Linked DNA regions of Homo sapiens: region 1 is linked to region 2. Evidence: chromatin contacts called from ENCODE Hi-C data. All regions are on one chromosome and are shown on one strand. The core of a region is the stretch at or near the end of the contact, and the rest is flanking DNA. Distances in the headings are between cores, read along the strand shown. Region 1 overlaps LINC01381 (long intergenic non-protein coding RNA 1381). Region 2 holds the start of NCOA1 (nuclear receptor coactivator 1).

Region 1 (3,202 bases), core at 352-2,851, 720 kb before region 2:
GCGTCACTGCACTCCAGCCTGGCAACAGAGTGAGACTCAGTCTAAAAAAAAAAAAAGTCAAGATAGCAGAGGCCCTCCATCAAAGAGCATGCTGTCTAGTTAGGGAGATGAACTTGGAACAACAGAGGGCAACAGAAAGTGCTACTGGTGGCTGTCCTCAGACCACTTTGAGACCACTCAGCTCTTGAAAAAATTAGAGTACAAACATGGTATCCCTACTCTGTAACCAATTAACTCACATTTTTTAGGCCACAGCAGCTGGAGGAATCAACCCTAGGAAGATGGATCCTAATTATGGCAGGAGTGCAGTGTGGCAAAGCAGAAAATGCAGACAGATTGAGTTTAAATCCTAGCCCTCTACCAGCTGTGATAATCAACTCAACCTTTTTAAAGACTCAGCAAATAAAATTGACACAATTAGTAGCCTCCTTCCTAGGCTGTTGTGAGGATTAAGATATGTATATTAGGTGTTCACTAGAGGATATAAACGAGTACTCAATAAATGAGATGTAGCCAGGTGCGGTGGCTCACACCTGTAATCCCAGCACTTTGGGAGGCCAAGGCAAATGGATCAGTTGAGCTCAGGAGTTTGAGATCAGCCTAGGCTACATAGTGAAACCCTGTCTCTACAAAAAGTACAAAAATTAGCTGAGTGTTGTGGCTCGTGCCTGTGGTCCCAAGCTACTTGGGAGGCTGAGGTGGGAGGATCGCTTGAGCCTGGGAGGTTGAGGCTGCAGCGAGCCAAGATTGCACCACCGCACTCCAGCCTGGGAGACAGAGTGAGACTCTGTCTCAAAAAAATAAACAAGTTGCAACCTTATGGTACAGTATTAAGACTTATTACTAACAATGACTCTTGCTGCTGTGGGCGGAAAGCCACCCAGGTGCCGAAGCAAGAGACTGAAGGCACAAACTGTTCCAGTATAATAAAGAAAATAGAATAAGAAAAGTTATACTAGAAATAGGATATAGAGATGATTATATATGGATATTATCAATCATTAGTTTTAGTATTAATCTGTGCTTTACTATTATAACCGAGGAATAACCAGCCAGTACAGTCAGGAGCTGAAGGAACATTGTGAGAAGTGACCAGAAGATAAGAGTGTGAGCCCTCTGTCAGGCCGGACATGGTGGCTCACGCCTGTAATCCCAGCACTTTGGGAGGCCAAGGCAGGCGGATCACGAGGTTAGGAGATCGAGACCATCCTGGCTAACACGGGGAAACCCCATCTCTACTAAAAATACAAAAAATTAGCTGGGTATGGTGGCGGGCGCCTGTAGTCCCAGCTACTCGAGAGGCTGAGGCAGGAGAATGGCATGAACCCGGGAGGCAGAGCTTGCAGTGAGCCGAGATCGCACCACTGCACTCCAGCCTGGACGACAGAGTGACTTCGTCTCAAAAAAAAAAAAAAAAAAAAAAGAGCGTGAGCCCTCTGTCACGCCCGGATAAAGGCCGCTTGTGGGCTTGTGTTCCTGGGAAGGCACCTGTTACTTAGCGGACCATGAAAGGGGGTTTCCCTTTCCTTGGAAGAGTTAGAGAACACCTGCTCCACCAGCCTCTTGTGGGAGGTTGGACATCAGCCAGTCTACCCACAGACATCCGGAGGCTTAAACGTCTCCCTGTGGTGCTGTGCTTCGGTGGTCACACTCGTTCACTTTCATGTTCTGCCTATATACCTGGTTCCCCTCTTAAGTCCTTAGAAGATAGCAGTAGCAGAAATAGTGAAAGTATTAAAGTCTTTGATCTCTGATAAGCACATAGAAAAAAGGCTGATGCATGATGTCCTCCCTCTGCTTCAGCTACCACAAAGGGAAGGGGCCCCCTGTCCGGTGGACACGTGACTTGCTTGACCTTATCAATCACTTGACATGACTCACTCTCCTTATCCTGCCCCCTTGCCTTGTATACAATAAATAGCAGTGCATCCAGACATACGGGGCCACTACCGGACTCTGCACATTGGTGGTAGTGGCCCCCTGGGCCCAGCTGTCTGTCATACTCTCTCTTAGTCTTGTGTCTTATTTTTCTACAATCTCTCGTCTCCGCACATGAAGAGAAAACCAACAAGGCGCCATAGGGCTGGACCATACATGCTGCCACAGTGAAATTGTTGGAATCCCAGCCCCAGCTCCTTCCCTCTTTTCTGAGTGATCCTTGCTTCCCAGATGTCACCCCAAGATGCCTTTCCTGGGCAAAAGTAAGGAATCCCAGCCCTAAAAGGCAGATGGGCAGGATACTTTGAGGACCTACTTTGGGCTGGATGCCTGGCAGCTGGTTTGGCTGCAAGGCCCAGAAGCCCACTAAAGCTGCTGAAGTCAAGGGGGACTTAGAATAACCATGACAGCATTTCATGGAATTCAGTTGTAGGAGGCAGGATGGGCATCAGCGTAAGCAGGGTTTCCCAGGTGGCTGCTCTCTCTGTCTATCCTTCCATCAGGGACTGTGTATGCCCTGCCTCTGCCCTTCTGTTGATCGGGTTCCTTCCCTTGCCCTCGGTCACTGATTTCCAGCTGGCACCCTCATGGCTGACCCCAAAGGTCTCATGTCCCAGCCTTCATAACCTTCCAGTCCTTATACTGGCACCAACTGACTCTGTCTCTGACTTCACACCAAGTTTCTGGGACAGAGACTGTGGTTGCCTGGCTTGGATCAGGGTCACATGGGTTCAATGAGCCGTGACAAGTGATGGTAGAAGTGCACTGTGGCACTGCAGCCTCGACCTCCCAGGCTCAAGTGATCCTCCCACCTCAGCCTCCCAAGCAGCTGGGACCACAGGCACAGGCCACCACGCCTGGCTAATGTTTGTATTTTTTTGTAAAGACGGGGTTTCACCATGTTGCCCAGGCTGGTCTTGAACTCCTGACCATCTACTGACAAGGGATGGCTTCTTTCTTTGACAAGGGAACACTTCTAGCGGTGAACACTTCAGAGCTGGCATCCCAGGCTCTCTCCTCAGCTGCCTGTTCAAATCTGTGCTGGGTTGGTGGGCTGCCTTGTGTTCTAGCTTGGCTGATAATATCTGGAGAAGAAGAAGAAGAAGAAGACGTGTGAACACTTTGAAATCGAAATGTTGGTGTTAGTTTCCTAGGGCTGCTATAACAAAGTACCAGAAACCAGGTGGCTTAAAACACAGAAACTTATTGTCCCACAGTTCCGGAGGCTTAGAAGTACAAAATCAAGGTCACAGCCACTTTCCCT
Region 2 (3,057 bases), core at 422-2,921:
CAAACAAATTTAACCCTTGAGATCCATCCCTCAACTGTATCATATAATCTACGCTTCACGGCAGTAATGTTTTAAGCAGACACTTGATTTCTTAATCACTGAAATGTAAGCACCAGCCCTCACAAATCATCGCCACAGAGATTCCTCTTGGCATCCACAGAGGGTGCTGGGACTGCAATTCACTCAAGAACCCTTTACTCACCAACATCACACTCGACATTAAAAACTCACCGTCTCCGAAGAAAAAATGTCACCTTCTGCACAAGGACACCTGCCTGTTCAACACCTCTACAAGAAACGAGGAGGGCCAAGCATGAGAGGCTAACAGATCCTCCAGCTTAAAGTTTTCCTCCCCATGAAACTCTCCGGACACAACACCGTGGCCTGTCCTTGTCACACACACACAGGCTGTATTGTCAACCCCTCCGTCTCCCTCTAACGTCGTCAGACTGGGCAGTGTCTACCCATGGGGGTAACTGCTTTTAAATAAAATAAAAAAGCAGCCACCACAGCTGGGTAGTAAGGACTGGAGACCCTGGGTGTCCGATTTTTTCAGGTCTTTTACAAGGGACTAGAGAGCGGCCCGAATTCTGTCACTGCCCACTAACCAACCCCACCTCCCAATCGCCTCGTCAACATGTTTGCTTCCCTTCCTCGGCCCTTTCGGCTGAATCCCAGGAAGGGGACCAAACCCGGGCCGCGACAGGAACATGTCCAGTATCCATCCCATGTCTACCTCCGAAACCCCTTCTCGGGAGAAGGGGCGAGCAAGCGCGCCGGGGTCAAACCCAAGCGCCGTCGAGGGCTGCGCCGACGGAGAGGGACGCCGCGGTCGCCCCCATTTCGCGGTCCCGGCAGGCGAGATTCCGAGAGGTGAGCGGGCCGGCCAAGGTCACGGCGTCGTCGGGGCCGAGGGGCGCCCGCGCCGACTTCCGGCTCCCCCTCTCGGCGGCGGCCCGGGGCGCCCGCTCCCCACGCCGGGCAGGCGGCCGCGCAGCTCGCACCCCCTCCGCGGATGCTCGCCCTCTCCGCGCTAACTAGGGCAACTGGAAAAGAGGCGGAGAGAAGTCGCTGCTGCAGCGATTTCCCCCGGCGGGGAGCAGCCCCCAGCTGGTGCCCGTGACAGCTGCGACCTCCGCCCCCTCCAGCCGCGCCGGGCCGCGAGGGGAACTCGGGGAAGTGGGAGGAGGATGGAGCGGGAGAAAGGAGAGCAGGGGGCGGAGGGGCGCCAGCTGCTCCCCGCCCCCTAGGGCCTCCGCGGCCGCGCGGCTCGTGACAGCTGCACCCACCGGGAGGCTCCGCACCCGCAGCCCGCCACTCACCTGCCGCCGCCGCCTCTGGGCCCCGCTCACCGGCGCCGCACTCGTCCGCGACCGTGGCGGCGGCGCCGCCCCGGCCTCCGCCGCTCCTCGGGCCCGGCGCCGCGGCTCTCCGGCCCCCTCCTCCGGAGCAGGGGTCCCCCCGCAGGGGGATGCAGAGGGAACCTGACGCAGGCTCCGCTCGAGGGAGCAGCAGCGAACAGGCGGCGGAGGCCCTCAAGGCCGCGAGGCAGCCGTCGGAGGACAGAGCTCAGCAAATCGCGTCAGACTCCCGCTCGCCCGGCCTGAAGAACAGGCATTTCAGCCGCTCTCCGCGGCCGCCATGTTCTCCTCCTCGGCCGCCACCGCCGCCGCCGCCACCGCCCCCCGCTCGCGGCACCGCCCCCTTCGCGCCCCGCCCCGCCCCGCCCGTTCCCGGCCGCCCGCCTGCCCGCCCGCCGCACTTCCCCTGCCGGCTCCGGCCGCCCGGGCCGCCGCGACCCGGTGCCCGCGAGCTCCGACAGTGCGCCCGGGACAGCGCGCCCCCAGCCCGCCGGGCCTGCCGGGCCCGCCGAGCGAGGAACCGCCCCGCGCCCTCTGCCGGCCCGCCCCAGCCGGCGTCCTAACGAAGTGTGGGAAAGGAGGCCCGAACTCTTCCCCGCCCGTCTCAACTCCTCCCCGCCCCTCTCCTGCCCTCCCCTCGGGGCGTTCCTCCCACTGCTGCCGGGAAGCGGCCTCGAACACCAGGGCGCTCGCAGCTAGGCCGCCGGGCCTGCCGCCTCCCGCTGTTCTTTATCTTTCTGGGAAGGTGTCGGAGCGGCGAGAGGCCCTGCGGACGGGGCGGAGTCGGCTCCGGGCCTGTCCCTCCACTCGGGCGTTCTGTTACTTTGAGCGAGACATATCCCGCGGGCCTCGTTTTTTATTCTGTAAAATTGGGAGGTGGTTGCCTAGATGATTTCACAGGCTATTAGACAAGAGAAAAGGAAGATCGTCTGCCCCCTTCGTTTTACAGATGAAAAGATCTGCCTGACCCGTTCTGGCTCTGCAATTCCATGAATTATCTAAAATGTCTGTCATTCACAGATCTTTCCCCTCAAGGGGCCCACACCTTTCTTCTTATCTCCCTTTTCTTTTTTTTTTTTTTTTAACTTCTCTAATAGAAGTGCTACTTCCAAAAGTAGAGTGTTCTTGTCACCAGAGGAATCGAACAGCGGCTGAACAGCCTCTCTGAGCTGCGATGGCCTTATCTGGACCGCATCCCGCATTCCAAAGGCTGGCAATGCAATATATACCTATGTCTCTCCCTGGGTTGTCCTAAGCATGAATGAGTCACTCGCCGTGGAAGTGCCTTGTAAAGCATACATCTGTCCATTCCTTTCTTTTATTCTTACCCCATTTCGCACTCTTACCCTTCCTCAATCCTGTCCTGCTGCTGCTGTCTCCCGGCGTTTCCTGCTGTTTCGCTTCCTGTGTGTTCTCCCCTAAATCAATCTCTGTAAATCCTTAAGCCCTTCCCACCCTTCTCCCAACTGGGGAACCTGACAGCCTTGAAAACACCAATCTCCGTGGCAGCTCTCTGAGTCGACGGGCAGCTTCTTTCACAGGCAGGTACTACTGTATGCTTTCACCATCCTCTTCCTATCCTTGTCACGCTCATAAAGTAATCGCTAGACCACACCCCCACATGCATTCATATATTCATTCATTTATATATTCATTCCCCTGATTCTTATCGGAGACCTACTACTGGGGCCCTAGG

Evidence for each region. Hi-C counts contacts between places; a loop is a spot of excess contacts on that map. Pooled maps may share reads with other maps.
Region 1: a map of CD8-positive, alpha-beta T cell shows a loop between it and region 2 (3-fold over the local background). The contact joins the enhancer-like site here to the promoter of NCOA1 in region 2. A Hi-C loop is called at or near these places in 1 of 168 maps with a recorded cell type or tissue (CD8-positive, alpha-beta T cell), 5 of 37 single-sample maps with no recorded cell type and 8 of 50 pooled maps.

Annotation. Positions count from the first base shown.
Region 1 is chr2:25,208,795-25,211,996 of GRCh38, reverse strand. It overlaps LINC01381 (long intergenic non-protein coding RNA 1381), which reads right to left. Exons shown (of 2, transcript NR_132378.1): 2 at 2,795-3,023. Among named protein-coding and RNA genes, the nearest start is that of LINC01381, 6.1 kb to the right of the region's middle. Within about 2 kb of position 1,601, at least 6 of the 41 ENCODE cell types and tissues checked have a DNase peak (open chromatin) inside an H3K27ac peak, as active enhancers do; they include CD8-positive, alpha-beta T cell, where a contact is called at or near this core.
Region 2 is chr2:24,489,868-24,492,924 of GRCh38, reverse strand. It overlaps NCOA1 (nuclear receptor coactivator 1), which reads right to left and starts at 1,671. Exons shown (of 23, transcript NM_003743.5): 1 at 1,323-1,671. RefSeq lists silencers at 899-1,388, 1,543-1,701, 1,679-2,018.